Regions from separate parts of the Homo sapiens genome. Here region 1 is linked to region 2. The links are chromatin loops, found by intact Hi-C in ENCODE. Cell type or tissue: Calu3. All regions are shown on one strand. Each heading gives the region's core, and the rest is flanking DNA. Links, peaks and the distances in the headings are about the cores only. Region 1 overlaps PRR9 (proline rich 9). Region 2 has its middle 14 kb from the start of KPRP.

Region 1 (11,071 bases), core at 925-8,924, 480 kb after region 2:
TGAGCAGCAGTGCAAGCAGCCATGTGTGCCCCCTCCATGCCTCCCAAAGACCCAGGAGCAGTGCCAAGCAAAGGCTGAGGAGGTGTGCCTCCCCACATGCCAGCACCCCTGCCAAGATAAGTGTCTAGTGCAGGCCCAGGAGGTATGTCTTTCTCAGTGCCAGGAATCAAGTCAAGAAAAATGCCCACAGCAAGGCCAAGAGCCATACCTACCTCCATGCCAAGACCAGTGTCCACCTCAGTGTGCAGAGCCATGCCAGGAGCTATTCCAGACAAAATGTGTGGAGGTTTGCCCACAGAAAGTCCAGGAGAAGTGCTCATCCCCTGGCAAGGGAAAGTAGCTGCTCATATGTCATCTGGGTTCAAGAAGATGGCCAGCAGATGAAACCCTGACCCCAGCCCACGCTCTGGTGACCTTCTTCTGTGGGTACCTCTGTGTGCAATGTACCTTCTTGCCTCCTGGCTTCCTTAGCATTCCAGGACTTGGTCTGTGTCTCTGAAGACAGTTCTTTCTGTATTTCATCACCCTCTGTGAATAAGCATTGTTCTCAGCAGTCTGATGGAAGGTCTCAAATGTAGGAATGGTGTGGTTGTCAGGGAAGACCACAGAAGCCTAGCACAGCTTCCTTGGTGCAAAAATTCACCCAGCTCTGGGTGTGTAACAGCCAAGGATACCTTCATTCATCTTTCAGAGTTTCAGGCTCTCAAATAAGCCTCAAAACAAACTGAATTCTGATGGACTTTCCACTTATCACCACCACCACCACCTCCACCACCACCACCACCACAGGTGTTGAGACAAAGCGGCTTGCGGTGTTTCAAAAATCAAAAATTTGGTGATTTTGTCTCTGTACACTAAAAAGAACAGCAAATTATTGAACTTTGAAATGTTGGTTGTGCTTTTTTAAAATGAACCGAAAGTATGTAAACGATTGAATCCAAACAACCAGAAGGGAAAGATAAGATGGATGTTTGGTGCCCTTGTCAATCTCTGTGCTTCATAGCTGGTCTAATGTGGGCCCTTAGTTCTCACCATGTACACTCTTTAGAGATGTGATTTGTGTCTGTGTGATGCAGGCTGGTCTGTTCTCCAGCTTCCTTGCCTTCTTCTCCCTGGTGAAGGTAAAATACATAATAAAGCTGATCCTAAGGCTGATATCTGACTTGACGTGTGCTCTCTTTTCTCCACCATCAAACCCCTCATTGTCCTTGTGACAACTGTCTTCTCCTTTGGTGGGGGAGGGGAGTAATCTGAAACAGGAATAAAACACAGACCTCACCGGTGCATAAAACAGCAGTTCTGAAAGAGGCTTCCTGAAGGTCACTGAGACCACCCCACCCACAACATATCCTAGGTTCACCCACTTGTGCACTTCACACATGAGAAAATCCAGCAAGGGGCTAGGACCTGCCCACACTCAAAACCTCAGGTCCAGGTTCTTTCTACTACAGCATCTTTCCTCTCTGATCCTTGCTTTCCAAAGGGAAAGGCTGAAATGGAAAGGAGGGGAGATGTGTGGAAGAGGGATCCCAAATCAATTCATAACACCTACAAACATAGCATCTGTGTCAAAGGAGAGAGCAAAGCATGCCTCTGAGATTAATGCAGACTCGAGGACCAAAACTGTCTGCCCTGCCATCTGGCCAGGTTTCAGGTAGGCCTGGGGCCTGGGTAACCGGCCTGCTGCCCCCCACCCATGGAGGAAACACAGGCAGTGGCCACTGGGGTTTGTGAACGGGTGGAGAGGGCACTGTACTGACATGAAATAACCACAGGCTGCTCCCTCGGCAGTGCCCCGAGCTCCGACCTGAGCCCAAAGGAAGCTATGCCAAGGACCAGCTTCCTAGGGGGGATGTAGCTTCTTACCCATTCTACAGGTGCCCCCTCCCTTCTCAATCCTCATGAGGAAGAGGTGGAGGGCCGGGACAGCCCCTCCTTGTAGGGCGTGTAGAGCTCTATGTCTCAGTCATTTGGCTAAACTGAGGGTCACTGAGTCTGTGGGTGACATGGACCAGGCCCTGAACTCCATGCACATTCTCTATGGGGATTCTAACAGCAGCCTTGGGGAGTTCCTGTGCTGCCCATTTGCTTAGGAACTTGTCCTAAAGCCAGTAAGTGGTGAAGTCAGGATGCTAACCCAAGTCCCTCTGACTCCAGAATGGAGCTCTCACTTTTGTAATGAAAGTGCTATGGCATACAGAAGAGATTTCCAGAAACTCATTCATTCATTTATCCACCTAAAACATGCTCCCTGATACCTACCAGGTGTCAGGCACCATGCCAGGTACTGGAGAGACAGTGGTGAACCAGGCAGTCAGTATCCCTGTGCAGAGTTACGAGCTGTCTCTTCTGCAGGCCACATGCACCAAGGATACCTTTCTGAAAACCTCCTGGATATCTCAAGTCCCTGAACATCTCCAGATGCCTGAATCACAGTTCTCTTGCCTCCTTGCCTAGTCGAAATAGGTTTTCTCATCCATTTTCCAACCTTGGAATAAACCAGCTGCTCCCCAGGGCCAGCAGCTCCCAGAGCTCCATCCTGCGGAGATGTGCCAGAGAGGCCTTCCTATCAGTGAAGCTTCTGTTCACAGACTCTTCTCCAGCTTGGCTCAAGTCCAAGAAACATCTTTGTTCTCCAGCATCAAAGGCATGCACAGATTGGAGTCCAAGATCAGACACCCAGGCATTAAAGGAAGCACGAGGCTAATGAACAGGGAGAGTCCAGACTTATCAGAGAGAGGGGAAATCTGCTGATTACAGGGGAGGCCTCTACGGTTAGGAAGGGGACAAGTCTGCAGATTGCAGATAGGAGAGCAAACGCCAAGCAGCCAGCAGGCCTTCATCTAGCTCTGTCATAGGAACCTCCACACCTCCTCATCCTCACAGAGGTCTGCCCCAGCCACTGCCTGGGCCACTGCTGCTGCAGCCTGGTCTCTTAAGACACAGACCAGGTCCACAGCCACAGAGGCCACAGGGACAGCTAGGACACAGCATTCAGACTTCCCCAGCTGCCGCTTCTGTGCTGAGCCTTTCAGGAAGTAGGGAGGGGCCTTACCAAGGAAAGCCCTGGATGTTAGGGGTTCTAGCTAACAGTTAACTCAACATGAGACAATAGTGGATCTGTGGGCCCCATATGCCAAGAGGAAAAAATACAAACAGACAGGAATTCACAGGAGGAGCTGTGGATTCACTCAATCACTCAAAATATTTATGGAGAAACTACTATGCCAAGCCAGACTCTGGAAACCTGCGACAGTGCCAGGAGGTGGGCAAGCAGAGCAGTGGCCTGAAAGACTTTCACATCAGGAAGAGTTGAAAAATATTTAGTCTACAAAAGAAAATACCCAAGGGAGTGGGACAGCTGAACTCAAATATTTTAAGTGCTTTTATGAGGGAGGAGTGAGATTTTTGTGAAGTGCCAAAGAACAAAGTTAGGACCCATGGGCAGAAATCATGAAATTGGGCTCAGTTTAAGAACTTTCTTATAATGAGATCTATTGGACTGCGACAGGAGCTGCCTTTAGATGCACTGTGTCCCATGAACTGGAGGTTTGCAAGCCAGTAGATGACAACCAGCTCCTCCCAATCCATCAAATACTGTGACTCCTCTAACTGTAACTTGTACGTGGAAATGGGACCCAGGGGCAGGGAGCCTCCCACGAAGGGAGATTCAGAAGACCTGACCGCAAGCTCAGGAGACAGGAAGTTTCCCTGGCTTCCAGAACACTGCTGGGAGGCTCTTCGGGGGGCCCAAACTTCTGGGGACCAGCAGAATGTGTGACCATGGCTTGAAACTAAAAGAAAGGAGGAAGACAGGTAAGTCATGGGAAGAGGCTCCCCCAGATTTGGGGTTTTCTTAATGTTTTTGGACCCACAAATGCTTCAGCCCTGAGAAGCACCCTACAGTAATTCCTCACTGCTTTCTAATCTCGTTCTTCCCAGCTGGGTTTAGTGTGCTCGCTCCCTTTTACATCTCATTTATTTACCATCCAGATACCCTTTCTCTTCTGTACCAAAGTGATCCGCCTGTTCTTCCACCTGACAACCCATCGCAGATTCCTTTCTGCCTTCACCTTCCTCTCTCCCACCCAGGACTCTCCCCTGTTTGTCTCAGCCAAACCAGGGGTTTCAACCTGACCTCCAGGAAGCCCTCCATGGTTTCAGCCTAGCTCCTAAGTACTGCAGCTTGGGCTCTGTGCTGCAGTGGCCGCAGGGGTCTGCAGCCCTCTACCAGCTGCCTGTATTTGAATGACACATGTCTCCTGTCAGCATGAGAGCCCAGATGACAGCTCCTGGGGCTGGCTGTGTTCTTGCCTGACTTCACAGGGCCCATCACAGTGAGGTCTGAGACACCTGTACGGCTGGCCACCAGCATGCCCCCTGAGCAGAGACAAAGCGGGGTGCTGGCTTCTAGACCACCTGGACAATCTCTTTTATTGATAGGGTAACCAGCTCATCTTGATTTGCCTGGAACTGTCCCAATTTTAGCACTGAAAGTTCTGAATCCTGGGAACTCCCTCAGTCCCCGACAAACTGGGATGGTTGGTTGCCCTAAGCACCTGTGTGTATAAGACATGATGCTTTGTTCCAGGTGGGGGAGCACAGAGGGAAAGCAGATGAGGCCCTCCATGCTGGAGGAACTTATAGCCCAAGGGATTTTTCTGGAAAACTGTAAACCCAGGAGGCCTAGTTCCCACTGCCTGCCCCCTCCATAGCCACATTCTCCATGAGCAGGGGTGGGGGCAGCAGGGGCTGGTGAGGGGTGATCAAATACTAGATCAATGAGCAGGTTCCCAGCCTAGGCCTGTTTCAGCATGAACTGGCAGGTCTTGACCAGGAGAAGTGGTATCGTGGGGGCCACCACCCCTATTCGACAGCAGATCTGGACTTGTCCACTCCTGCTCTCCTTCTCTCCTACGGACACCTGCCTCACATCTGAAAATGGTTGAAAGAAAATAAGTGGCCAGCTGGCAGGGCCTTCTCAACTCAACCTCCCTCATCACCCGGTTCCCAAGCCAGCCTCATAACCTGTCTTTCCTCCTTTAGAAGCCGCTGGGGACCGTTTCTCTTCTCTTCCCAACAGCACCACCTGCTGGCCATAGAGGCACTTGGCCTTCTACTAATCACACCCAGTCTGGCCTGAGTTGGAGATGGCCGCACACACTCCGGCCGTCAGTGCTCCATGTGGAGAAGACAAGAGTACAGAGATGCAGCATCTAACAGAGTCAGAGGAAGGCTATATGTGCAAGACAGAGTTACACTATTTATAGGGTGGGAGCAACACGAATAATGGTTCAGGACATAGGCTCAGGAATCAGACTTCTGGAATTCAAATCTAGACTCCACCACTTCTATTGTTCCCTTAAAACAAATTTCTCCTATGTGAGAGTAAGTGACACAGAATCTCCTATGAGCCAAGCACTGGAGTTACAGCAGCGAACCAGATACACAGAATCCCTGCCTCCCAGAGCTCACATGAGAAGGAAGACAGACAAAAAGCAACTCAGCAAATGCATAAATAAGAAAGTGAAAATGAAGAAAATGAAACAAAGTGGTGAGGAGAGACCAGAGAAGAGGGGTGCTCTTTAGCTCGGGTAGCGTGGAAAGGCCGATCTGAGATGGGGATGTCGGAGTAGCGACATGAACAATAGGAGGAGCCATCCATGTGGGATCGGGGTAAGTATCAGCGCAAAGAGAACAGCAGGTACAGGGAGTACTGCAGGTCAGACTGCCCCTGGAGCCTTAACTCGGATGCTGCATTTGAAGGTAGACCCTGGCCAACTTTTAGTTCATCCAAATTAATGTGAGAAAAAGAGCGAGGTCTCTGGGCACCTTGTCACATGAGCTGTGGCTGAAGGAAGGGGGCGTTTCATCCAGAGATGAGGAGACTTAGAGACACACAGTGGCTGTCTTCAGGCCTGTCAAATGTCAAAGAGAGAGGCAGTGGATATATTCTTTGTGATCCCAAGGAGAATAGCATGGATCAGTGAGTTCTGGGCACAGAAAAGCAGATTCTGCTCATATCAGGAATAAAATGGCCCAGCAAATGAAATGAGCTGCTCATGAAGTAGTGATCCCACCATCCATGAAATATGCAAGCAGAGACCAAATAAGTAGCTGAGATTATAGGAAGTGTGGATGCAATGCTTTTAATCTTTAATTATCACCTACTCTTGCACTTGAATTGCTTATAGGTTACCACAAGATTTTGCTTCTCTCTGAATACAGTAAAATAGCCTTTGTCAGCCAGTCCCTGAAGGGATGTCCGCCCCAGGGTTGGGGAACATCACAGCAAGGCAGGAGAAAACTGGCTGTTGGGTACAGAACACGCTTCTTGTCAAACCCGGAGCAGACTCTGGCAAAGATGAAAAGCGGAGGTCCTCACCTCCCTTTCATATGCTCCCCTTTTCTGTCCCAGCACCAGAAGATGGAACTTCCTTTTCCTTACAATGGTCTAAGAAAAAACTAGTCTAAGCAATTAGAGAAAATATCCTACAATTCCCAAGTCCTAAAAGTTTTTATGTTGCACATCCTGGTAATAAAAATATTTCAGCCTCACCAATAAACATATAAAAACGGTGTTCAACCTCTCATTATTCATCAGAGAAATGCAAATGAAAACCTCAAAGAGATACCACAACACACCGACTGGAGGGGATAAAAGTAAGAAGACAGAATCACAGTGTGGGTGAGGTTGTGGGAGTGCAAATTGGTACAACCACTTTGGAAAACTCTTTGACGGTCATGACTAAAGTAGAATGTATACACAGCCAATGACTGAACAATTCCTCTCCTAGGCATCTGCCCCGCATACGGTCACCAAAACTCAAACATTAGAATGTTCATTCTAGCTCTCATCAGGCATCCTTGTGAAAGTGGCATCACCTTTAAACCCTGCATGGCAACCCCTGACACACTGCCAGGCTGCCCAGGGAATACAGGGCAACCTGGAAGTCCAACTACTTCCTTCAGATCATCCAATTTTTCAATCATTATCTGAAATGTTTCATTGTAGAAGCAGCAATGTGGGCTCCAAGTAGATGCAGCAGATCCACATGTCCCTCTGAGGGAAAGCCATGGTGCCAATGGGCAAGAACACCATGATGTGCAAGGCCATCCAAGGGCACCTGGAAAACAACCCAGCTCTGGAAAAACTGTTGCCTCATATCCAGGGAAATGTGGGCTTTGCGTTCACCAAGGAAGACCTCACTAAGTTCAGGGACATGCTGCTGAATAGTAAGGTGCCAGCTGCCACCCATGCTGGTGCCATTGCCCCATGTGAAGTCACTGTCCCAGGCCAGAACACCGGTCTGGAGCCTAAGAAGACCTCCTTTTTCCAGGCTTTAAGCATCACCACTGAAATCCTGAGTGATGTGCAGCTGATCAAGACTGGTGACAAAGTGGGAGCCAGTGAAGCCACACTGCTGAACATGCTGAATGAACATCTCTCCCTTCTCCTTTGGGATGATTATCCAGCAGCTGTTTGACAGTAGCAGTATCTACAACCCTGAAGTGCTTGACATCACATAGGAAACTGCATTCTCACCTCCTGGAGGGTGTCCGCAATGTTGCCAGTGTTTGCCTGCAGATTGGTTACCCAACTGTTGCATCAGTACCTCATTCTACCATCAATGGGTACAAGCAAGTCCTGGCTTTGTCTGTGGAAACTGATTGCACCTTCCCACTTGCTGAAAAGGTCAAGGCCTTCTTGGCCGATCCATCTGCCTTTGTGGCTGCTGCCCCTGGGGCCACTGCCACCACTGCTGCTCCTGCTGCAGCTCCAGCCAAGGCTGAAGCCAAGAAGAGTTGGAGGAGTTGGATGAGAATATGGGATTTGGCCTATTTGACTAATCACCAAAAGGCAACCAACTCAGCCAGCTTTATTTGCAAAACAAAGAAATGAAGGCTTACTTCTTTCAAAAAAAAATGTTTATTCTAGTGTTATTCATAATATCCAAGTATCAGAAAGAATACAAATACCCATCAATGAATAAATAAACGGTGGTATATTCAGACAATGGAATTCCATACAGCAATGTATACAAATGATCTACAGCTACACACAGCAATAAGGATGAATCTCACAAACATAAAGTAAGTGGCCAAAAAAAAGACACATAAAAAAGCATTAGGATGAAACATATGAAATTGCCATTTATGGAGGTCAAAAACTGTTCATAGGGTTCAACATAAAACACGCTGTATAGTTCCATTTATATCATTTATGTACAGTACAAAAGCTGGCCAAATAAATCTCTGTTGTAGACAGTAAGAACGTGGTTGTGTGTGTGTTGGTTGTAGTAGCGTGGTCATTGGATGGGAGAAGAAGGAAGGTTTCTGTGTTGCTGGTAACATTCTATTTTTTTATCTGGGGGCTGCTTATCTGGTTGTGTTCAGTTTGTGAAAATTCATTGAGGTGGACATTTACAATATATGCACTTTTCTGAATGCATATTTTAATAAAGAGTTGAAAGTTCTATTGGGGTTCATCATATAATACATACATATTATTTAGAAGCAATAGATATGTACTGTCATTCTAACATCATGAAAGTTAAAAGACAAACACAAAATACAGACAATTTTAAAAGAAAAGATAAAAATACATAAAGAAAAAATTCAAATTTTTTCTTTCTGCTCCCAATGAATAGTTTTATGCACCCTCAGTGAACAATCAGCTCTTCTGGAGATTTTTTATAATGAAGTCCTGGATTACGTAAATGCTGCATGATCTTTGGCAAATCTCCCAGCCTCAGTTTCTGCATCTGTAAAATTGCACTGATGATCACCCACCCATCCTAGATGGCTGTCCTCAGGATCGAATGAGGTATTTGTGGAAGTATTTAGTAATTTGTAAAATGTGAAGGGTTAATATGATTATTACTATTAGCAGATAGTTACTATTAACATAGATTTACATGATAGTGAAGCCAATTCTATAGTAAATAGTTTGGATTTCATTAAAAGTAGCTAGAGATTTCAAGAGGAGTGTTCCCCATCACTAGGATGGCAAAACTATCTGCCAAAGGTATTGTAGAGTGATTCCTGCACCAGGAAGAGAGTGGAAATAATAATATTAAAAGTGATAATAATGGTGAATATTATGTGGCAGATATTTTCTAAGCACTTTATGTATATTAGCTGCTATTATAACCGTTATAACAAGCAAAAGAAGGAGGTCATATTAATATGACTATTTTATAGACAAAAAACTAAGGCTCAAAGAAATTAACCTACGCGAGATCTCAGAGATAACAATTGAGATAGCCTAGTTTAGATGCTCTTCACATTACCCTCCAAAGCTGATGCGAGCATTCAAAATCTATTCCCATTCAGCAAAGTTCAGTCTAATATCAAGGCAAACTTCCTTTCATTAATCTATTACTCAGCAAGTATTTTTGAGCCCCTATTACATGCCAAGCTCTATACTGGGTATTGGGTATGCAATGATAAATAAGCAAACACAGTCCCTGCACTCAGAGCATATGAGCTAGTAAAAGAGGCAATCAATATAAGAAATACACAAAAATAAATACATAATTCTAAATTTTGTTACATTCAACAAAAGAAAGTTCTAGGTTATATAAAATAATGAATTGGAGAACCTAATTTAGATTAGAGATCAGGAAAATCTTCCATGAGAAAATAAAATTTAATCTGAAACTGGAGAGGTAGGAGGAGTTGTCCAGGTGACAAAAAGAAAAAAATTATAGTGAAAACAAAAGATGGTTCTGATATAGGAAAAGCCTGATTGTTGTCTCAGACACAAAGATAGAGAGTGAGAGGGACTGTGTCCCCAGACAGGGACAGGAGGTGTGTGGGCAGGAGCAGACCCCACAAGCCTCTGAGACCACGTGACAGGTTTTGACTTTTGCCCTAAGAGTGAAGCATTAAAGATTTTTAAGCAGAGAGTGACAAGATTCAATTTGCAGATTGTAAATATTGCTCTAGTTAAAGTGTGGAGAATGGATTAGAGGAAGCAAGCAAGAGGTGAAGCGGGAGCCACTGGGGACACCATGGCTATAGCCAAGTCTCTGTGCAGCAGCAGCCACCATTTCCAGAAGCAGCTGGGAAAGACTGAAGGAGGAACAGGTTTGGGTGCAGTCCAGGTAAGAAGACCAGGGGCTCAGTTTTGAACCTGTCAATTTTGAGACGCATACAGAATAACCAAGCAGAAATACAAAGTAAGCACTTACATCTATGAGTCAGGAGCGCGGGAAAAATTCAGGAATGGAGATCTACACTTGGGAGCCATCATCGTAGGGGTAGCATTCTAGCTTTGGGGTGTATAGATCATCCAGTGACAGAATATAGATTAAGAAAAGAAGGGAACTTAAGACCATGCCCTGAGAAACCTCAACAGCTAAAGGTTGAGAAGAGAGAGAGCCCTTGGCAAAAGATTAAGAAGGAGTCAATGATTTAAGAGAAAAGTCAGGAAGGAGAGAGTGTGCAAAATGCTGAATGCCACTGAGGATCAGGAAGTGCCCACACTGAGTGACAACATGGAGAGCAGGCATGGGGGTGGGAGGGTCCAGCCAGGCTGGTCACCCAGGGATTGCTCAAATACTGGAACCTCTTCCCACTCACTTCTCTTCTTCTAAGGCACAGTGGTTTGCCATTAGATCCTGGTACATGGGAATAAGTGAGTGAATGAATGATAAATGATCTGAGGACCCAAAAGGTTTAACAGCTTGACCAAGATTATCCGGCCAGTAAGTATCAATGCCAGAGCTGAAACCCAGCTCATCTGATTCCAATGCCCATATTCTTGGTTTAAAAATACAAGCTTTAACCCAGGGGAAATACCTTTGATGACACACTCTCTGTCATGTTTAATATCATACTTTAAGGACTATTATACTTATCTCTAAAACTGAATCTATGGCTTAGGAGTTCATCAAAAACTAGGGTAGGGAGTGAGAGGCATCCCCTAAGGTCGCCTATCCAGGGGATAATGCATGAAGGAATAACCTTTACACTAAATGAATGTATAGTTTGGGTTACATCCTTGAGACCCTGTCTCAACTGACGAGCATGTGAGAGTCTGGCCACTCGCCCTGTAGGGCCAGCT
Region 2 (11,071 bases), core at 1,699-9,698:
GTCCTGGTCCAAATATTTTTATTTCTCCAATACTATACATCTAAGGTCTTATTTTTCTTCAAACAGTGTGTCATATGCATTAACATACAAAGTCTTCTTTGCTAATTCTCACCACTCTCTAAAATATATTATTTTGATCCTCTATTGATTTTATAGATTAGGTAACTGAGATTCAGAAGTTAAATAATTTCCCCAAGTTCACACAGTAAGAGCAAGACTAGGTCCCTGTCAGCGTCTGAGTCTTTCACCACCTGCCCCGTGTCTTCTCTTTTCCCTCTTTCTCCTGGGCAATCTCTTCTACTCCCTGGCAACAGTTAACATCACCATGATGATGGCCAAGGAGCCCCTTCTCAGAGAGGCCTCAGTGACCATTGAAATTAAAATAGCCCTGTGTCACTCTCAGTCACTTCACTCGGCTTTATCACTGACAAACAGTCTTTTATTTATTTACTTTTCCTTTGTTCAGCTCTCTCCACTTTAACATAAACTTCATGAAATGAGGGACCTTGCTCTCCTCTTGCCAGCTGCTGTTTTTTCCAGTACCTAGAATGGGCTTACTGTGGATTCTCAAGAACTATTTTTTGCCTGAGTGACTTCCAAGTCAACGTATGAAGTCCATGTGTGTTTCCTGAGATCCTGATTGATATATTTAGCTGTCTATTAGATTTCATCAAAGATTCCATTCTAATCTCAAATTCAAAGCTCACAAAATGAAATTCAACACCCAGCCCCCCATTCAACAAACCTCCTCTCTGTTGATTTCCAACTTAGTAAATAGAGTCATTATCTGCTTGTTTTTGAACTCAAAAACACCCTAATTTCTTTTAATGTCTTGTAACCCATCCCTAATCTAAACAATCAAACGCCAAATCCTACTGAAGCTATGTCTTACATCCCTCTACTTTTCTCCATCTTCATTGTTACTATCTGAGTCCAAGTCTTAACTGTCCTAGTCCTGGCCTAGTCCTACATTGTTCCAATCTGCTCTTCACAATGCAACCTTCATAAACTTTCCAAAATGCAAGTTTAAACTCGTCAGTCCCAGACCTTGCGTCCTCCATTGCTCCAGTGTCAGGATCTCTGGGTGTTCTTTGTGACTCATTGCTGCTCCCCAGGGAATATTTGGAGTTCAGTACTTTTCCACTTAATCATATTCCTCTCATTAAAAAATCAGAGAAATACTGGGATCCCTAGGGACCACAATGTGATCAACTCCTGTGCTGTGTTATATGCTCTCGCTTGGAGATTTAGAGGTCCCACTGGACATAACTGAGAATATCTGAAGGGGACAACCACCAGATACACAGCTTATATGTCAGCTCCTTATGAAGATGTCCCAGGAGGAGAGCCAAGAAGCCCCTGTGGGAGAAACATAGGACAGCAGCCTGCAGTCCTTAACAAACACAAAGTCTTTGACCCATGGTGATAGAGCTCTTCTCCTTCCTGGGAGCAACGTTGCTTAAGGCTTCCTAATAAACAAATAAATAACCACATGCTTCTCTTCCAGAAGAAGGAGATTTTATTTGCATTGCAAGGGAGATATAAAGTGATATCAAACAGTAGCCAGTATGGCTGTGATTCTAGCTGTGTCTCCTCACTGCAGGACTTCTCAGGCTCTGCCCGTGCTTTGGGCATCCTTCTGTATGGTTAGTTCTGTCTCAGTGGATGTGCTTAGGCTAAGAAGAGGCTGAAATTTCACTAAACCAAGTGACACTCAGGCCACTGCCTAAGAATATTTTTCTATAAATGAATAATTATTTTTACTTACACAGGTCATTTTAAGTGTTTTATGACATCATTGAGAATGATTTTTCATTGGTGATGCAAATGAATTAGAAATCTATATATTATCTCAATAAAATTCTGGTTGTGTGACCTTGAAGTAAGTTATTAACTTCTCTGTGCTTTAGTATAGACTTTGTAAAAAGAGGATTAAAATAGTTGCCTTAACCATAGGGCTGTTTTGAGGATGAAATGAGTTTAGGATAGCTGGATGGTTTTCTTTCAACATCAAATGCATGTTTGTTTTCTGCACTAATTCTTCATTCTTCAACACCAACTGAGTGTCCAACAATTCAAATCAATTCTGACACTAACTCCCAGAGCTAGCACAGACACCCCAGGTTAAGAAGTCAGTCTCACAAGAGTGCCCCCACTTCAGATGCCAGCTGCAGGTGGGGTTTCCAAATGACTACAAACTCAGAGGTTCCCATGACCCCCTCCTCAGGCTCAATAATTTGCTAGACTGACTCACAGAACTCAGAAAAGTGCTTTATCTATGATTACCGGTTTATTATAAAACAAATGAACCTCAGTAGCAGTCAAATGGAAGGGATGTATAAGGCAATGTATGTGTGGATATGAGGCACAGAGCTTCTAAGTCCTCTCTGGTCACACCAGCCTTTCAGAAAATTAGTATGTTCTAGGTTGGTAGCCAGAAGCTTATGGAACCTATCCTTCAGGGGTGTTCATGGAGGTCCCATATGTAGGCATGATTGAGTAAATCACCAGCTATTGGTGAGGCTGAAAGTTCCTACTCTCTAATCATGTGTTTGGCCTTTCTGGTGACCAACCCTCAATCTTGAAGCTATCTAGGGGGTCCATCACAAGTCGTCTCATTAGCATAAACTTAGGTGTGGCCTAAAGAGGCTTGTTATGAGAAACAAAAAGGGTTTCACTGCCAAGGGTTTTAGGAGCTGTGCGTCAGGAACTAGGGACAAAGTCCAAATACATATTTTGTATAATACCACAGCCATCATTGTAACACAAAGCCCTCAGGAATACATTTATTTCATGCAGTGAAGCTCTTTTGCCATCACCATCATGGTTAAACTTACCTTCATCACTAACAAGAACATCATCACTGTGATCACAGCCACTCCCATCAGTGACCTTGATCCTTTGAGCAAACCTCCCTTAACTGGTCCAGACCTATTATTCACTTCCTTTGTAAACATCTGAAATTCTTTCAGTAAGTTCCACATTTTTGACACTCAATTGAATACTGCTTTATGTCCCAATAGATTTTTGTTAATTCTCAGGGGTGGTTTTCTCATGTTTGTCCTTTCTAAGTCCTTATAAAGTTGTCTTCTAACTCTTGATTTTGTATCACTCAAGCCCATTCATTGACAGAAAGATTAAATCATGACTTTTGCTCTACTTCTCTGAAATCAGACTCTCTGAGGTCACAATTAATGTCCAAACAGCCAAATGGAGTGGGCTCACTGGAACATTTGACAATGGGGATCATCTGCTTCATAGAATTTTCTCTATCTTTAATAACAATGCACCACTGTTCCTTAATATTTGCCTTCTCTTTGGCTAATGCTGACCATTCTATGCAGTGTTCATGCTGTCCAACTATGAAAGCCTGGGGTCCTGGGACCTCTTTGTTCCTAATGACTGTGGTGCCCTCCTCCTTGCTCCTGGCATCAGCCAGGTCCCTATGTCATGCTCCAGGCAGAATTATGCACCCTCCACACTCCAGTGGCTCTCAGGGCTTATCTATCAGAAATTACCTGTGTATTCCTCTGTCTTCCACACTGGCCTGTGAATCCTTCAGGAAAGGAATAATTATCCTTGTATATTGAATACTTAGTAGAGTGCCTCTGCCAAGGTGGAACAAATTAACTATCTGCCAAATTAAGTCATTTTGTCTCTAGTTTCAGATGTATCAATAAGGCAAGAATATGGATTTTCACATATCACAGTATTCTCTACCCTTGTACTCTCCCTTAAAGCAAAGTCCAATGGACTCTCCTGTGACCAAATGGCAGCATTTGTTACTTCCCCCTCTACACCCCCACAGCTTCTCATAGCACTGACCCACCATGACCCTATAATGCCTTAGGCTGTCTCCTAGTCCCTGCTTCACTGCCCCTTGGATTTTCTTCCCTAATCAGTGACCTGAGCTTCACTCCCTTTCTTGACCTGCTTGTACATCCTCATGTCCCATCTGAATGGTATCCCTGTAGGACTGTTAATGGAATATTAACAGTTAATGGAGGCATTGACAGATAATCACATCCAAGGGTCATGTCTCATTTAACCTAGTGTGTGCTGTTCTTCAGAGCACTTCTGAAGCCCAAAGAATGTTATCCTAAGACACATCCTCTGCCCATGTGTCTATAAAGCAGCCAATCATTTGTTCTTTTATTCAGTCAGTCAATCTTTAACTCATTTATTCTTCAAGGCTACCCTCTGTGTTTATGGTTATTCCTAGAGACATGAAGATGAATAAAGTCTAGTATAGATTCTGCCTTCAACATGCTATCCATGTGGAAGAGCAGAAAGACATACAAATGGACATGACATTGTCCTGGTGTAAAAGTTTTTAGGAGCCCATCTCTGGGTCATGTTGCCCTCTTACAGCACATAATAGAATGTTTCACAGTGCATTGTTTACATTTATGTCCTCAAGGCAACTTGGCTCATATTTATGACAAGAGCATCTTACAAAACCAAAGCCCAAGACAAATAATACATATTTACAGAATTAATGAATGAGTGAATGCATGAAGGTGGAATGGCTGGCTTGCAGCAGGCCTGTGGAGCAGATACCTGGGCCATCTCTAGTTCCTGGGATTCCTCTTGGCCTCTGTCCAGGGAGATCCTGGAGCCTCAGGGCTGGGAGTGTGGCAAGAGTCATCCTGCTCCCAGGTTGTGAAAGTGACTGTTCTGCATACACAGTCTGTGCCTCACTCCCAGGGAGACACCAGGCCCAGGATAGAAGGGCTCCAGTGCAGGGCTTCTCAGTCCTTAGCCTTGTCAATTATTACTGACAGCTCCTGCATCCTCCACTGAGCCATGTGAGTGCTTGGCAAAGACGGCTCCAGGGGTAATAGGACTGTGTGAAAAGAGAGACAGAAGAAGGCAGGCAAAGACGAAGGCATCACTGGGGGCCAGGGAGGAGGGGAAGGATGGTGAAACCTACAGCCATTGTGGTTTTTAGTAGTACTTCCTTCCAATTTATTTACTGTAAAATGAATGTTCTTGGATATGTCATCCTCCCACCAGAAATCCCTGAGTTTAGGAGTCAGAAAATGACTAAACTACCTTGTTTCCCTTGGGGAAAAGAAGGCTTATGTAGGGCTGACTTTGAAGGGCATGGAGGGAGAAGGCCAGAATACTCCAGTTGAGGCAAAGTGGACTGAAGACAGGGAGGGTATTTATTAGGCTTACATTCCTCCAAGTCAGTTTCCAAATTCCTTTGTAGAAGTTGGTTCATGAACCAGCTTTTTGCTGGGGGGTAGGTTTCTATGAAATCCAGGAGAAAAAAATAATAGTTCTTGATATTGTGCACTGATTTCTTTTTTTTTCTTTCAGGTTGACTGAACCTTTCCCGACATGTCTTGCCATTAAAACCAGCAGCAGTGCCAGCCCCTTTTCAAGTGCCCTCCAAATGCCTCACTTCTAAGTGAGGCACACCAGTGCCCAGCCCCATGTGTCCCTCCAGTCTTGTTCTGCCGCAGTGTCAGCTCCGGGGATTGTTGTGGCCCCAGCTCTGGGGGCTGCTGCAGCTCTGATTGGTGGCTGCTGACTGAGCCACCACAGGCCGTCTCTTCCACTGATACCAGACCTAGAACCCTGACTGCTGTGAGTGTGAGCCCACTAAGGGCTCTGGCTGCTGCCACAGCTGTAGGGGCTGCTGCTGACCTGGGCCCTTTCTGCAGAGGAGCAGTGATGGGAGGACCCAACTAAACATGGACCTCCCTTTCTGAGCTTTCCTCCCCTCTCATTCTTTCTTCTCTTGTGGTGCTAGAGATGTTAAGACAAACTCTTCTCAGAGGACTCAACCCTGTGTTCTGTACAAACTCCCCAAGCTCCTAACCCCATGCCCCTGCAAAACCCCTCTGTGGAACATCAGATCCTAAATCACATAAAATTTCTTCCTCTAGTACCACCTGCTCCTTGTTCTTGATCCTCACACACATACACACACACTGCCTCCCCAGTAACCCACTCCTCCAAGCTGATTAGTGTTTTCCAGGAAAGGTGGCCCAATTCAGTCTCCAGACATCCCGGAAAACACACTGCTTTGTCCAGACAACCTCAGAGTGACCTCATCATGTAATCTGGAAATAGTACCTGCTTCCCTTCTGCCAGTCCCAGGGTTAGGGACTAGAAATGCCACATGTGTCTAGGGGAAGACACTCCTATGCTTATGTTGACATATTAATTTAGAGAAAATTGTAGTATTTATTCCGTTTTATTTTTATAGCATTCTTTGATAAATAAACAAGAAAAACAAAACCAACAGAACTGAGAGATGAAGACAGAGATGCGGAGTGCCCACCTGGAGGGTACATATGAGAGCTGGAACCTTAGCCTGAAGCTCCATTCTGTTTCCCTTTCAATCACACCTCATGTCACATGATCAGCCTATGTGATTTCATACTCCAAATAATTCTGGCTCATTGTAAGCTGTTTCGGAAATGATTATTTTCCCACTAGGTGGCATCATGATGTAACAAAAATGGCTACAATTAAGCAATAATAATAATATAATGGCAATAATGATAATTACCTTTATTGAGGGCTTATTCATGGCTTGACTCTTCACATATCTTTTCTTTAGCCTTTACAACCACCTATGAGGCAGCTATTGTTTACATTGTATGTATGATGAAACTAAAAAGGCCGAGAGAGAGCACGTGACTTGGTGTGACACACAGTTGGCTGGAGGGAAGCAACAGGGTAAGCGCAGATGTGTCTGACTTGGAGACTTTGCTGTTTCTTTGGGCCACTCAGCCTCCTAACTGCGGTTTTCACTTCTTGAGATTCAAACGAGAGAGTATTATGTCTGATGGTGCCTAGTGCTAGTATAGGGTCAACGATTCATTTCCTGTGTTGAAACAAATAGTCTCCATCCCTGTCTCTCTGCTTCCGCTCAACTTCCCAACACCATTCCTCACAGGGCACCTGGAGACTGGTCCCATCACGCCTCTACCTAAAACAGTTGCTATCGGTCTAAGGACATAGACCTGGTTCTTAAAACCAGGCACCAACTGGCCCCTTCTGCCCGCTGTTACCACACTGGCTGCTTTCAGTTCTGTGAAGGTGCCATGATCCCTCCTGCCCCCCACACACTCCTCTTGCACATGGAGTTCCCTTTCTAGCATGCTTTTCCCACTCCTTTGCTTCTACTTATCCTTCAGATCTCAGCCCCATAGCCGCTTATTCAGGAAAGCCCTCCCTGGCCCAGTTAGCTCTCCCCTGTCCTGTTCACCCACCCCTAGGGAGCTTTTGCTGCTCTGTGGACCTCTCCTGTCAAATATTAATCAAGGTTATCATTGGCTATTTGTCTCTGTGACCCTTGGGTTTGTCCTGCTGACCAAAAGCTCATTCAGCACTGGAATTGTATTTAATAGTTTGCATATCTTACCACTGTCTCCACAGGGCATAGCATGGTGCTTCTTACTTAGTAAATGCTTAATAAATATTTGTTGAGTGAATACTTGCATGAATGAATGAATGATTGAATCAGTATCCTCACCATTATCACCATCATCCTTTCATCATTGTTAGTATTGAAATATCTTTCTTAACTCTTCGTGTCCCTTGGACACATATATACTAAAAAATTTTGTAGTCTACCTCAAATTCAAATTTATCTGAATCTTGTATTTTTATTTGCTAAATCTGGAAATCCTGCCCCACACATTGGCCTTTTTGTGCTGTTGGCTACCCAACTTCATAATTGGAGATTCACAGCCCATCCTCTCACTCACTGCTTGACATGCGTGGCTGTTTCTCCAGAGTGGATGTTAAAGTCTTTGGAAGGCAGTGCCTTGTCTGTGTATCTTTGTGCTTTCCTTATTAGACTGTAAGATCCCTGGGGAAGAGGCAGTGAATACATGCTCAGGGAGTGCTTGTTGACTAAATGATGGTGACTATTCTTAATCCAATGTGAGGAATCTGGTAGGTGATCTGTAAATATATGTTGAGTGAACTAGACTGAATAAGCTCCACTTCATAAACTAAGATCTTTTCTATTCCAGGTAGAGTGTGTGAGATAACGACTATTAATAGGGAAGACCTTTAAAATGTAGTAATCACCAAAGGAAATACACAGTTTTCCTGGATTATGGGTTGACCTCTTGTGAACATGTCAATCAATGTAGGTGATTAGTATCCCCAGCACACTTGGGAAAGATACCTAACTGAGGTTCAAACAGAGGCTTATCCTATCTTTTAGAGGGAATTAGTATGGCAGAGAGGTTGGATCTCAAGGAGTTTGTGATTCTACGGTTCATAAATGTAATTTAGGTTTCACCAAGATTTATAGATATAGTCTCACAGACGTGTATATATGTGTGTGTGTAGATATATATGTACTTATGCATACAACATATATGTATATGCACATATGTATACACACATATATAATCTTTATTGAGATAATTCACATATCCATTTATTTAAAGTATACAACTCAATGTTTTTAGTGTATTCTCAGAGCTGTGTTATCATCACTACAATCTAATTTTAGAATGTTTTCCTCACCCCAAGAAATCCTGTAGCCAAAGTAGTCACACCCCACTCCCCCAAGTCCTATTTTCCATCTCTACAAATTTGCCTATTCTGGATATTTTATATAAATGGGATCATACAGTATGTGGTATTTTGTGACTGACTTCTTTCACTGAGCATAACATTTTCAAGGTTCAACCACGTTGGAGCGTGTATCAGATTTTTATTCTTCTTTATGGCTAATTAATATTCCCTCATATAGGTTAACCATGTTGTGTTTATCCATTCATCAGTTGACGGATGCATATGTTGTTTTCACATTTTGGCTATTGTGCATAATGCTGCTTTGAAACATTCATGTGCAAGTTTTTAAGTGGATATACGTTTTCATTTTGCTTGCATGGAATTTTCATTTTTGCTAGGAGTGGGATTAATGAATCATATAGTACTCTATGTTTAACTATGTGAGGAATTGTCAAATTGTTTTCCACAGTGACTGTACCATGTCCATCCCCACAGCAGTGTATTAATGGTTCCAATTTCTCCACATCCTCCCCAACTCTTGTTCTTGTCTATTTTTTCTGACTATAATAATGCTAGTGGGTATGAAGTGGTATGTCATTGTGGTTTTAATTTGTATTTCCTTAATGACTGATGATGTTGAGCAACTTTTCGTGTGCTTGTTGGCTGTTTGTATATCTTTTTTGGAGAACTGTCTATTCACATCCATTGCCCATTTTTAAATTGTATTATGTTCTTATTATTGAATCTCAAGAGTTTTTACATATTCTAGATAAAAGGCACTTTATAGATATATGAATTGCAAATATTTTCTCTTATTATGTGGGTCATCTTTTCATTTTTTAATGGTATCATTTGCAACTTGAAAGTTTTTAATTTTATTAAATTCAATTTTTCTATTTTTTTATTTGTCACTTGTGTTTTTGGTATTGTAGTTAAAAAACTATTGCTTAACCCAATGTCATGAAGATTTACTCCTGTGTTTTCTTCTAAGAGTTTTATAGTTTTAGCTTTTACATTTAGGTATATAATCTATTTTGAGTAACTTTCTGCGTATGATGTGAGGAATCATATATTTTTATCTTAATTTCATTTGTATATTCTTACAGGCAACTCTATATAGTCTTATTGCACAAATTTCTCTTCTTATCTTTCTATATGCATGTCTAATGATGATAGTCTGTTTTCACTGCTTTATGTCTATTTCTTTCATTGTTCTTCCTCAATCTATAGTTCTCTCTCTCTCTCTCTCTCTCTTTCTCTCTCTCTTTCCCTCTCTCTTTCTTTCTCTCTTTCTCTCTCTCTTTCTAACTCAATTTTTGTCTCTCTAATTTGAACCTAATATTAGGACCAGAAGTAATTTTAGAATTTATTTAGACCAACTGATTCCCAGATAATTCAAGTGATTTTGCTGGAGGCCAGATAACTTCTAATGTATTCTTTATTGTAATTAAATATGTTTATCATCAATTAATAAATTTTATAATAATAAATTAACTTTAGGCAAAAATATATTTAATAAAGTGTTAAATTCTAAACGGAAAGTAAGTTTTTCTTTGAAACTCACGGCAAACAAATAATTCAAACACAAAAAGTTAATCTGTATCATTACATTCTATTTAATAACTGAAATGTCTTTTTTTTTTTTTTGAAATGGAGTTTCACTCTCATTGCCCAGGCTGGAGTGCAATGGTACAATCTCAGCCCACTGAAACCTCCGCCTCCCGGGTTCAAGAGATTCTCCTGCCTCAGCCTCCTGAGTAGCTGGGATTACGGGCATGTACCACCATGCCCAGCTAATTTTGTATTTTTAGTAGAGACAGGGCTTCTCCATGTTGGTCAGGCTGGTCTCAAACTCCTGACCTCAGGTGATCCGCCTGCCTCAGCCTCCCAAAATGCTGGGATTACAGGCATGAAAGTCATCTTTTTTCTAGCCAACTTACACCTGCTGAAGTCATTCCTATTATCTATCAAATAACCAATTATTTTCATTGTCCTCTGGGGCTTATCACTGATTTTATTATGTCATTCAGCAAACATTTAATGAACACTTTTAGGAAGCCAGTTTTCTTCTGGGCACAGTCTTTTGCCATCAAGAGGTTCATTATCTAGTGTAGAAAACAGACACATCAGCATAGAAATGCAATACCAGTAGGTCCTACAATATTGGCAGGAGTTTGGCATACAGTGGGAATAGGGGTGAGTGAGGAGACAGTGTTCTTAACAAAGGAAAGAATTTTGAGAAATGGAAGTGAATGAAGCACCAACCTACATTGGGAGCAATTTTGAGAAGTTAGATGTAGGTTAAGGCTTCTAAATAACCAAAGACTACTTGGCATTTGGTGTATCCTTGCCAATAATTGAGCCCCCTTTGTTGTTTTCTAGATCATTGGATATTGATAACCCAGCAATACTGCTAACATTCTTTGAGACTCAACATGTGATTAAGCAAGGCTCTCCATTCACCAAATGTGATGATGGTCTGAGAGTTTCCTATGACTTCAACAAGTGGTTGATTTAGCTTCACATTAGGCTTAAAATATTATTGTTTAAGTAAAATGAGCATTGTAAGATAGTG

The links. Peaks named below come from ENCODE experiments on the same cell type or tissue, not always from the same donor. Only the 100,000 strongest peaks of a DNase experiment are listed, where the experiment ranks them.
Region 1: it touches region 2 in a loop (3-fold over the local background); 1 of 110 quality-filtered maps calls a loop at or near these places.

The regions. Positions count from the first base shown.
Region 1 is chr1:153,218,156-153,229,226 of GRCh38, forward strand. PRR9 (proline rich 9) reads left to right here. Exons shown (of 2, transcript NM_001195571.2): 2 at 1-1,155. The coding sequence ends at 340. It also overlaps the pseudogene RPLP0P4. Among named protein-coding and RNA genes, the nearest start is that of PRR9, 6.1 kb to the left of the region's middle. In Calu3, for the core only: a CTCF peak has its summit at 5,081 (motif pointing left); a DNase peak (open chromatin) is centred at 5,086.
Region 2 is chr1:152,738,953-152,750,023 of GRCh38, forward strand. It overlaps the pseudogene LCEP1. Among named protein-coding and RNA genes, the nearest start is that of KPRP, 14 kb to the right of the region's middle. In Calu3, for the core only: no CTCF peak of the experiment used is centred there; a DNase peak (open chromatin) is centred at 6,659.